Linked DNA regions of Mus musculus: region 2 is linked to region 1. A link is a contact called in ENCODE Hi-C or POLR2A ChIA-PET data. All regions are on one chromosome and are shown on one strand. Each heading gives the region's core, a stretch centred on a gene start or an enhancer-like site at or near the end of the contact. The rest is flanking DNA. Distances are from core to core; before and after follow the strand shown.

Region 1 (6,070 bases), core at 1,462-3,961:
GAGAGAGAGAGAGACTGAGAGAGAGAGAGAGAGAGAGAGAGACTGACTACCTACCTGTAAGTAAAACCAAGCACTACACTACTATGTATGGGTTACACGCACCTTTTACATCAATGTCTTAAGAGATTTGAACTCAATATTTTTCAACTGCACTGGGTATAGTTAACACATCCCCGTTACTCCCCAAAAGCAGTGTTTAGCAAATCTACTTCAAAAGCCTGGGGGCGGGGTGGGGGGCGGTTAAAAGAGGAGAGGTAGAGGACAAAGAACTTGCCCAGATTAACACCACAAAGTGTCCACCTTTTAAAACCAACTAAACCCACGCTGGCCTTTTAAAAGGCACTACTGCTTTCTGGCTTAGTTCTCTACCCGCAGTTTCCACGCTGACCCAGGGAAACACAAACAATCCAACTACTGTGTAATCAGGTCAAAAACAAGCTCTGGCTAACTCACTTGGAAGAGTCTACTCACAACTTAGATCTGGCCAGAAAAACTAGGTTAGAAAAAAACCAATCCGTGCTTAAACAAACTCTGGAGCTGGGAAGAGTGTCTTTAAGCCAGTTACCAGCCAGCCACTCCAGTGAGTTGCAACACAGTCTTTTCCAAAATTTTCCAAAGCCTTCCAAATTCAGTTGGGCCCAGCAGGCTGTTAACAGGGCTCCCTTTCAAATTCAAAAATCTGGCCCAGGCCCCAACAGTTAACCAACAAAACATGCTAATTCACTTGAGATCACCTAAGAGTACTGACTCAGGCTCTGACCACAGGCAGGCCTGTCAATACCACCTTCCAGGCCCCGTGCTGGGGAGAGGGGGAAGCTGGAGCCCCGGAGAAGCAATCTTGAGCACATAAACCCTATTCACAAGGCTGAAAAGGGACAAAAGAATCCACACTTAATTTGGCCTCAGAAAATGTCTACAGTCAGCTTCAACCACCACCCCCATTTTTAGGGAAACAATGACAATTCTTCATGGTGAGCCACAAAGCCCTCCTTCATAAGATAATTTTTCTCTGTGTGTGTAGCTCAACCTTGACCCAGTCCCAGTAACTAGAAAACTCCCCAAGCAAAGATAATTCCAGAAAACCGTTTACCAACAAGAAGGAAATCAGGAAACCGAACGAACGTAAAGGTTTTTGCTTTGTTTTGTTTGTGTTTTTTTTTTTTTTACACTTCGGAGCCTGAGCCGCCTTCTAGACCGAGCGAGCGAAACAGAATGAACAACAGTTCACAGCCTTAGGTGCCAGCTCCGCGGCGACACAGGCCAACAGATTCCTCAGCTTCATCTGCAGCCCAGGGAGGAGGATAAATTTAAAGAGAGAGAACGACCAGGGGTGGCGGGTGTGAAGTCTGGCATCCTCTCTACTCCTTGCTCTCTCTCCTCCCAGCCATCTCAATTACACAGCTGTCACAAAGGTTATTCCTGGAATTCACATTTTATAATCCCCACACTGTAATTCCTCCTGTTCCCGTGGCCCAAAAGCACACTCCCCCGCCCGCTTCCCCAAGATACTGTCCACTAGAACAGGGTATGCTGGCCAAGCTTTAAAATCAGTACCAGGTAACGCTAGCCTCCCCAAGTTGGAGCCTACGGCAAGCACTCCGAAGGCAGAAGCACGATGACATGTCTCAAGAATACCAAGGCAGTGGCTGAGTGGAGTCATAGGCAAGGCCTGTCTACACCGAATTTTAATTCACGGACAAACGCAAACGCATGAAGGCCAGATTTGGAGGAAAGGGGGTTTGGGGGGAGACCCTGTGGTCACCCTCGAACACAAAATTCCTTTTCTATTTTGCTAAAGCCAAGTGCATGCCTAACAGTGTAGCTTATTTCCTTTATCTCAAAGCCAGGAAATGAGGTCTTTTAAGGCCAGTCTGAACACAGGCAAAAAAACAAAAAAGAAAAAGAAAAAAAAAGAAAAGCCAGGCGAAACCCCCTTTCCCAACTTTGGCCAGGCGGCACGGCCTGCAGTCAGCAGCGTTTCGTCACCCTTTCCCTCGTCCCCTAAGAAGTTTCTCCACGCCACGGGGAACAAAGGCGCCCCACACCGACCTTATAGACTTGTCCATAGGTGCCATTTCCAACCACTTCCACCAGCTCAAAAATCCCAGCAGGGTCCTGGAGAGAGAGGAGGGGGAGGTTATCAACTCAAAAGAGGGACCCCAACCGAGGAGGGCGAGAGGGCGGAGGGAGGGATGCAGGGCGGTGACAAAGGCTCGCCCCGCCGGGTCCCCGGGAGCGCCGTGGCACCCGCCCGCCCGCTCGCCCGGCAGACAAAGGGGCCGCCGCGCCCGCGGGTGTCCGTGTCCACCGCGGCGCGCAGGGCGCGGCCGCACTCACCCGCAGGGACGACAGGTCAATGTCCACCAGGCTCTTCGCGGGAGAGTCGTTCGCCATCTTCCCCGGGTCGCCGCTCCGGGAGCGGGCGAGAGAGCGAGAGACGGGCAGGGGCTCGGCGGCGCCGGGGCTCGGGCCGCACGGGCAGGCCGCCGCCGCCCGGGCGGCTTGTCGTCCGGTCGGAGCGGAGCGCGGCGCGGAGAGCGCTGGCCGCGGAGCTCACACCATGGCTTGGCGGTCCTCCCTCGGCCCCCACCCGCCCCCCGGGCGTCGCCCGCCGCCTCAGGCCCCGGCGCCCCGCGCGCGCGCGCCTGCACGAGCGGCCCGGAGCTGGGGCCGGAGAGCGCGGCGAGCGAGCGAGCGCGAGGCCGCGAGACAAAGATGCCGCGGGAGGCGGGGGCGGGGGCGGGGACGCGGGGCACCGACCGGCGCCGCTGAGGAGGGGCGAGCGACTCCCCCGCCCCCTCCGCCGGGAGAGCGGGCGGAACCCGGCCCTCGCCCTCGCTCGCTCGCCGCCCGCCCGCGTGAATATTCAGCAGGGGTGGGGCTCGAACAATGGCCGGGCGGCCGGCCCTCCGCGGATGGTGGCCCGGCCCGGGGTGGGGCCGGGAGCCCTCGGGGCCTTCCCGGAGGAAGTGCGGGGCGCGGCGGAACACCCCAGCCTCCGCTAACAATGAATGAAAGACTCGGAGCGCCCCGGCGGCCCCGTGGACACCCCACCCGCGCCGCTCGCCCGGGAGAGGGTGTGCCAGGACGCGCCGGGGTCGGGCCTCGGACCCCTCCGCCGCCTACGGCCGGTCGGTCCCGTAGACCCTCGTTTCCTTTTTACCCCCCAAGGGGTGTTCCTCTCCTTTCTCCTTTCCTGTCTCAGTTTGTGGCTTGGTTGCTGCTGGAGGATTCGCTGAGCATCACTTGACCGTCCGGGAGAATCCAAAACAGTCGCTGTGATTGCTCGCTGCTGTGTTCCCCGAGCCAGTTTGGCCCATGGGAGGGAGGGCGGACGGGCGAGCCCTCTGCTCGGGATCTAAAACCCTGACAGTACCTGGATGGAGATCACCACGGGTCACCAAACAGGCTTCTTCCAGCATGCCACAGCAAGTCAGCTAGGCAGTTCAACTACTGTCCCTCTTTATCACGTCCCAGGACCAGCCAAAAACATGTTTAGTGACTCCCTGTTACCTCACAGCGGGTGTTCTCAACAGTATCCCAGAATGGCCAGGTACAAGATCGCTGTAAAATTGCTTGACTCCCACATGTAGAAGGCCTAGAATGGGCCTGATAAGTTAAGAGATGAAGCTAAGCTTGGTGTTACATGGCGCCCCCCAAAATCCACTGTTTCATGGGCATCTAGTTGTCAATAACGTTCTGCACCTCCCTCCCCACACACTCCACACTGTTCTGATTTAAGCAGTACACACCTTATAGCCTCGGAGTAGAAAACCCCCAATACTGCAATTGTTGTACTCAAACCCTAAAGACCCTAGCCTAGAGAGGAGCGAGCATACTCTCCACTTCGGCCTATACCCAGAGTTCAAGTCGCTGCCCCCAGAGAATGTCCAGCGCTCTTCTGCTTGGGTTACGTTCTAAGATGTTTGACATGAGACTCCATTGTAGAGTGAAATTATATTCGGAACTCCCAATATCTGTTCCTTAGGAAACGCACAGGAACAAAAATGTTGGTGAATTTGTTAGCGCTTGTCTGGTTTGGCTTTGTTATTATTTATTGATAATACAGTGATGTGTGCAGCCCATTTCATATATCTTATCTTACTGTTCTTCACGTGAACCTTGAGTGGTACTCTTAATTTTGCTGCTTTATACATTAGGAAATAAAATCTGAAGAATTACCTCGCCCACTGTGCACAGCTGATGGCTATACAAATACGGCAGTCTCTCGGCACCGCCCCCCTCCCCAACCCACCCCCACTCCCAGTCCCTAATCCCAGTCTTTCCACAGGTTAACATCAGACCTATGACATGGAGGCCTACCTCATACCACTTCCTTCTTATCTATATGAATCCTTTCCCATCAGTTCAGAGCCATTACAGCCATTACATCCTACTATCTCGGATTTCTCCAAGCCCCGCCCCCCCCAACCCCTATCCTAAGATGCAGTGAGCAGGATCCGTACTGAAGCCATTGTTTTCCATTTTCAAGGCAGTATCTATTATTGAAAGGGCAAGCCAGCGCCCAGGATATCTGAAAGAGCATCACAATTTGTCCTCAGAGAACTTAAAGCTAATGTCCAAAGGGCAGTTTGTAAATACGCATAATATTATATTGTAATTCCAGCCAGACAGAAAGAACACTAAGCAGGTGTTCTCTGAAAGTCTCCTGGATTTAGAGCAAAGCTGAACTGGGTTTGAACCCTGGCTCTATTATTTATCAGTTGTGCAACCTTGCTCCGGCTGCCTAACCTCTCAGCCTATTTCCTCTCCAGTATACCAGATAAAGGCAAGAGATAAGAAAGACAAGAAGCCAGGGCTCAGGCAGGAGCAGTGAGGACTGTGACTAGGTCACGGGATGGTAGATTCTCCAAAGACATGACACCTGAAGGAATTCCAGAAAGTGCCATAGAGTCAACGGGTAACCCCTCTACCTGTGGCTCAGACCTCTCTTTACACTTGCTAGCATATTGCTGGGAGCAGAGGAAAAGATGGGGTTTGCTGGATAACGGTGACCCAATGTTTGCTTTTGAACCCAAAGCCAAAGTAAATGGAACGAACAGTCTCACATCTGCCCCACTTGAAATGAGCTCTGTGGGTAAACTCTTGCTGAAAATGTACATGTATTCGTTCACATAATCATAGCAAAATATCTTGAACTGGGTAACTTTAGTATGGCAGCCCTCTGTTATATTTCTCCTTTCTGTGGTATCCTTTACCTGAGACCAACGTTAGTCTGAAAAGCGTTAAATGAAAAGTTCGGGATAAATTTTACAAGTTCTAAACAACCTATTACAGCATCTTGTTATAATTGTTTTACTTTATTGTTTTTAGTAAATCACTGTGCCTACATTATGAGTTAAATGTTATCGGGTATGTATAGGAAGTTGATACATATATATTACACATACAAATGAGTCTCTGCCTATTGTGTCATTGTGGGTGTTTAGCTACCATCTCCATTTTCACACATCCATTGAGGATCTTGGCAACTATCCCCTGCAGATAGACTACTTTCTTGTACTTCAGAGTCTCTGTGTGTCCAAGATGAAGGTTTTAGACTACCTGGTTTTGAATAAGGGCTCTTCCTGTCTGGAAGACATCCATCTGGGTGCCTGAATAAGAAAAGAATGTGCTCTGAGGTGCCCTGGCCTTCTGGGATCTGCCCTTGTTGTTTGTTTTATTTGTGTGTGTGTGTGTGTGTGTGTGTGTGTGTGTTTGCCTGCTTGCCTGTGCATGTGTGAAGAGACCAGAGAGGCCATCAGGGCCCCTGGAACTGAAATTAACAGGCATTTGTGACCCATCTGATGTGGATTTGGGGAACCAAGCCCAGATCCTCAGCCAAGTGACCCTAACCACTAAGCCATCTCCTCAGCTCAATTTAGTGGAACTGTGGTACTTTCCCAAGCACCCTACCTCCCCTTGCAGACCTGAGGAGAGGGAATAGACAGAGCTTCAGCATACGAACGGGGCTGGGGACAAGCCCTGTTTGAATACTTGGTCCCAGCTGATGGAACTATTTGGGAAGAATTAGCAGGCGTGACTTTGTTGGAAGAGGTGTGTCACTGGG
Region 2 (5,696 bases), core at 2,999-5,498, 320 kb after region 1:
AGGAGAGAGGGGGAGGGCGGGAGGGGGAAGAAGGGAGAAAGAGGAGGGGAAGGGAGGGGGAGAGAAGGGGGAGAGGGAGGGAAGGAGAGGGAGAGGGGGACAGAGAAAGAGAGAAGAGAGAAGAGAGAGAGAGAGAGAGAGAGAGAGAGAGAGAGAGAACTGATGGGAACAGTCTTTTATCTGATGCCACTGCACTTGGCAGCAGCTATTGCTAGGTCCCCGGGAGGAGCCTAGAGGAGTCTCTATATCCTAACACAGATGAGGGCTACTTAGAGCATGAAGGGCTTCCGTTGCTCACAGTTGAGGGTCCACTCTGTTGTATATATATGGGAAGTAATAATGTTAGCTGTATGGGGCAGCTAGTCCCACCATCTCTGCAGACTGGAAGCAGAGAAAGTTCACTTTATTGTTCTGCTTGCTTTCTTACTTTTTAATTCATTTTGGGATGGTACCACTCACATTCAGTTAAACCTCTATCTTCAGATAAACCTTTCTGGAAACACGTCACAGGCATACCCAGGGGTGTGTTTACATGGTGATTCTAAAACCAATCAACTTAACAAAAAGTAATACTCATGAGTAAGTATTAAAATTATTATAAAAAATTATGTGATGTTTGGTGTGTCCTTCAGAGTGATGTAACAAGAAAAAGGAAGTACATGTCAACCTAAAATTGCCAGCCACACTCTGGTCATTCTTGAACCTAAGTTAGGAGTGTAGACAGCTTCATTCCGTTAGCTTCTCTACTCTGAGAACTATTTGAATACTCCTGTACTAAAAGGCAAGGATCTCTCTGTTCTTTCCCTTCCAAAAATAAGGGTTGAGGATAAGCCTGGTCAGCTCTTCCACAGAAGGAGAATTGGAGTGGTGAAGTCAGGATACGAGAAAGTCTTGGAAGTGTGAGTCCGAGGCAGCACCTAACAGCAGGGAAAGCCAGCTGGGGCTTGGTTTGATGATCAAAAAGTAAGAACCCAACTACATGGGTAGTGGCGAATGCCTCTAATCCCAGCACTTGGGAGGCAGAGACAGACAGATCTCTATGAGTTCAAGGCCAGCCTGGTCTTCAGAGTAAGTTCTAGGACAGCCTGGGCTATGATGAGAAACTCTGCCAATGGTGGCAGGGAGAGAAGAAAAGAGAAGAGAAGAGAAGAGAAGAGAAGAGAAGAGAAGAGAAGAGAAGAGAAGAGAAGAGAAGAGAAGGAGAGTAAGGGAAAGAAAAGAACGAGTAAAAACCAAGAAGTTGTGCAGGACCCAAGAGTTCAAAAGCATTAAGGGCTGCCTCATTAGTCCATTGGACTTCTTTGAGTGAGTGTTTAATTAATCATGAGTTCTGTACCATGGAATAGTAAAAATCTGCTTTATTCATATGACAAGTGTTTGCATTCCGTCTAACCTCCACCCAACAGTTACCTAGCAACAGCCAGGTAGGCCTGACCCACTATAAAAGGGGCTACTTGCCCCTTCCCCCTCTCTTGCTCTTTTGTTCTCTTGCTTTCTTGCTCCTGCTCTGCCCCTTCCCCATTCCCTTCCCCCTTCTCTCTCTCCATGTGCTCATGGCCTGCCTCTCTCTCTCTCTCTCTCTCTCCCCCCCCCTCTCTGCCTTTCTCTGCCTCTACTACCCTCTTAACTCCCCTCCCCATGCCCTGAATACACTCTATTCTATCTATTCTATACTATACCATCATGTGGCTGGTCCCTCAGGGGGAAGGGTTGCCTTGGCATGGGCCTGCAGAGACACCCCCTTCCCCCACACCTCACCACATACTCCCATAGAACATATCCCATCTTCTCTTTATCTTTTTATAAACACATCATTGGAGGGACTGGGATTTAGAAACTCTGCAGGTTTGCATCCCACTCCAGCTATCACATGGAGATTCACACTCACTAGCCTAGAACTTGGAAGCCCCCGTTCCCCACTGGTCAGAGTAAACTTACATCTGCATGCTCCCAACATACTGCTAGTTGAAGCTGGCACTCGAAGAGAGCAAGCAAGAAATCCTGGCCCTTATGAAGGCCCCAAACCTTATTCCGAAATCAGTATTGGTAGCATGAAATTAATGTGCATACATATTATGCACAAGTGACATGGGAAACCGAGCTTTTGTTAGCCCATGGTCAGCCAAGACAGGTTTTACAGAAGAAACAGCTGAAGGGTTAAAATTTCAAAACCAATGTAGTGTTTGCCCGAACAAGAGGCAGAAGGAAGAGGTCATTTCAGGAAGAAGGAAATAATGTGTCAGACAGCAAGAAACCACAGCGCTGTGTTCTGGGAACTAAAAGCCTTTGCATTGCTGAAGCACAGCGCCAGGGGTTCTCGGGAGTGTTCCTCAGGCTGAAACACACCATCTTGTTCTGGGTCTAAAACATGGGAAAGGCCTTAACCTGGAAATCCTATTGGCCTTTAAAACATGCTTTCCTGGGGCTGGGGCGATGGGTCAGTGGTTAAGAACCTAGGTTTGATTCTGAGCACCCATATAGTGGCTGGCAATAGTCTATAACTCCAGTTCCAGGGCTAGTCAAGGGACATAAAACATACATGGTGAATAGATATATATGCAGGCAAAACACTCACATACATAAAATAAAAATAAATACATTATTTTAGTAATGGGAGTGGGAGAAGAGGTTTAACTTTAAAGCTACTCCTAGCTGGAACTCAGGCTGTGTCTCATACCACAGATGCAATCCAAAAGATAAAAAGAACCAGGTCTAACCTAAAACATATTGGTCTGGGCCCCAACAAACTACTTCCTGTAATTATAAACTCTTGCACAAAGAAGGAAGACTAGTGAGTCAATCAGAAATCAAAGCCCTGAACTTCATTTCCAGCTCCTTAGTGGTTTGTTTGGTAGAAATAAAGAGACTGACGATGATTTCACGAATCACACAGTTTATTGCCACACAAAGGGGACTTTTGGCATTTGCTCACACTGAGTAAAGAGGGGGAAACAACATGAGCAAGCCTCACAGGGAACATGGTTCAGAAATGCGGCAGCACAACGGCATAGTGAGTGAGTTTTGAAATCATGAGTTCAGTTGCTCCATCAGAATCGAAGCAGGCCTCTGCTGAAAGTCCAGTGTAATTAAAGACTTGGTGTTCCTTTATAGAACTGGTTCTCAGGAGAAACTGGTTTGACCAATACAACAGAGATCTGTGAGGTGACCTGAGGCCCCTCAGATAAAAAGGATAATATAAGTCAGGCTTAGGGATGAGTTGAAGGTCTGTCACAGTATATGCCTGTGTGTGTATGTCTTCAGAATAGTGCCTAACAATGTATAGCTATGCATTAAGTCCATCACTTAAGTGTCCACTTCTTAGGTTTAAATACATTTTGATATTCAGTAGCTCATATATGAAGAGGTATTTTAAATGTCTTTTGATATTTGGTAACTCGGGTGTGATGTCTCCTCAGCGTTATGGAGAGATCTCCTGTGTTTATTCGGGTCTAGTCAGACTTCACATTCTTCAAAGGAAATACCTTTCAGGTTCGCTGGGGTTGATCTACCAGAGCATCTCAAATCTCAGCTCTACTCAAGATTTTACCGGAGCAGAGTTACCATACTTGCATTTAACTATGTTTAGTGTGTTCAGGATCTTTTAATGGTACACTGAAAGTATCCACCCACTGTGTTGTCGAAGGACTATCTATCAGCCACCATTTACCTCCAAACAAATCCTTTCCCCTTTTTCCCCCCTTTTGATTAATGTAGCACCTTCGTCTTCGTCCAAACAGAGGCACACATAAACTAAGGAGAAGGAAGAAAGGGCTCGAAGGCAACCATTGAGAAAAGAGCAACAAAGAATTTAATATATTACAGAGTTTGTAACAAAAGGCATCTGGACAACTTGACTTAGTGGTTTTTGTTGTTGTTTGCTTGTTTGTTTAAGTGGTTTAGGCAGCCAGGCTTTTGCCGCGTGCCTTGCACAGTCAACTCCACCCTCTGAGAAACTTTACACAACCGCAGTCCCACGCTGGCCGACCCGGAGCGCACAAACTTCCCCAGACTTGGGGACTCTGGCAGCAGGGTTGCACAACTCTCTGCAGCATCTGCAAGCTTCAGCTCGGCCGCCCACAGCCCTGCGGCACAGACCCTGGCGCCTGCGCACTCCTCACGCCCGCGGGCAGGGCCCCACCCCTTCCGTCGCCACGCCCCGGTCACGCCCCTCCAGGTGCGCGTGCGCCGCGGGTCCGCCCCCGCCGCGCTCGGCGGTCTCTCGCGAGCCGCCGCCGTCTCCTCAAAGCTGTGGGCCAGCCTGGAGTGAGTCGCCTCGTTCTGACTCGCGCTCTTCTTCCTCAGTAGCCCGGCCGGGCGGCCATGGCGGCGCGGCGGCGGCCCGCGGCCGGCGTGGGAGCCCGGGACGCACTCGCGGTGCTGGCGCTGGCCTTGTGTACTCCCGGGGTGGGCGGCGGGGCGCTCGAGTGGTACTCGGCCATGGTGAGCATCGAATACGTGGACCCGCAGTCGAACCTGACGGTGTGGAGCGTGTCGGAGAGCGGCCGCTTCGGAGAAAGCTCGCTCCGGGAGGAGAGGCAGGGCCTGGTGGGCGTCCCGCGCGCGCCCGCGCCCGCGGAGGGCTGCGCGCCCGACACGCGCTTCGTGGCGCCCGGCGCCCTCGGCAACGCGCCCTGGGTGGCGCTGGTGGCGCGAGGCGGCTGCACCTTCAAGGACAAGGTGCTGGCGGCGGCGCGGAGGAACGCCTCGGCCGTGGTGGTCTACAACCTGGAGAGCAACGGGAACGCCACCGAGCCCATGTCTCACGCGGGTGAGCAGGCCGGGCGCTGGGCCGCTGGCCGCGGCCGGGGCGAGCCTGGTGGTTCCCCGGGTGGTGTGGAGAGGGAAGTGCGTGCACACGCTGCAGGATCGGAGCTTCACCTCGGGAGGGTGAGAAAGCTGGGAAGGGCCCTCGGCCGGGGAGTAGCAAACACACCGGTGGCAGGTCCTACGGAGTTCAGTAACTCTACAGATTCCCGAACCCGGGTCGCTTCCTAAGGTCGGCTCACGGACTCCCAAAGTTGGTTGAGTGGAGAGTGTGTAGGAGTGGACGGCTGGCGCCGCCAGGCTCGCATTGTCTCTTCACCAACCTAAAGTGGCTACTCGATGTGGTTTCTTCCTCTCGATGAGGCGAATATGAGTGTTTTCAAAACCCTGGATCAAAAAACCTGGGTTTTCTTGCTGTAGTTTCTCTCTCGACGCATGTAGGGTGATCGCACTAGCTCCTGGTTTGGACAGTTTGAATTCAGATGAATTTTTTTTTTTAAACTGTTTTCATTGAAGGAAAGAAAGGCCTTGCTACCTCTGTCAGGAGGCCACCTCTAAACACGCTGTTCCAGGGGACAGACAAGGATGAGTTTGCAAAATGTCATCCTTGGGACAGAGTTCTCTCCGGGGACCCAGAATTTGATTGTGTTTCTCTTGTGCCTTCTAAGATCACATTAGCTTTAGGCATCACACGGTTGACTCATTCTGAATTTCCTGTGATTAGGGTTTTTAAGTTTCTGCTACTAGCTAAGACATCTTTCTTCCTGTACTGCATTTTTGTTCTCGTTCTGTTTTGGTGTGCATGCGACACAGAGCTTATAAAGACAGAAAAGTGACCTTGGGTTTAACCATTTTTTTTAACGCGGTTGGGAATGATGGCCATTTGATGACAAGGAAGTGAGCTACGAGTACAGATCAACTCTTTTTTTCTT

Evidence for each region. Hi-C counts contacts between places; a loop is a spot of excess contacts on that map. ChIA-PET counts read pairs that join two places held with the same protein, here RNA polymerase II (POLR2A).
Region 2: a loop to region 1 is called in a map of Patski, with 2.1 times the contacts of the local background. The contact joins the promoter of Rnf149 here to the promoter of Map4k4 in region 1. A Hi-C loop is called at or near these places in 2 of 37 maps with a recorded cell type or tissue (Patski and v-Abl transformed pro-B cells). POLR2A ChIA-PET finds 5 or more read pairs at or near these places in 2 of 5 experiments (Patski and embryonic stem cell).

Annotation. Positions count from the first base shown.
Region 1 is chr1:39,897,554-39,903,623 of GRCm38, reverse strand. It overlaps Map4k4 (mitogen-activated protein kinase kinase kinase kinase 4), which reads right to left and starts at 2,711. Exons shown (of 32, transcript NM_001252200.1): 1 at 2,338-2,711; 2 at 2,050-2,115. The coding sequence starts at 2,394.
Region 2 is chr1:39,575,899-39,581,594 of GRCm38, reverse strand. It overlaps Rnf149 (ring finger protein 149), which reads left to right and starts at 4,248. Exons shown (of 7, transcript NM_001033135.3): 1 at 4,248-4,768. The coding sequence starts at 4,321.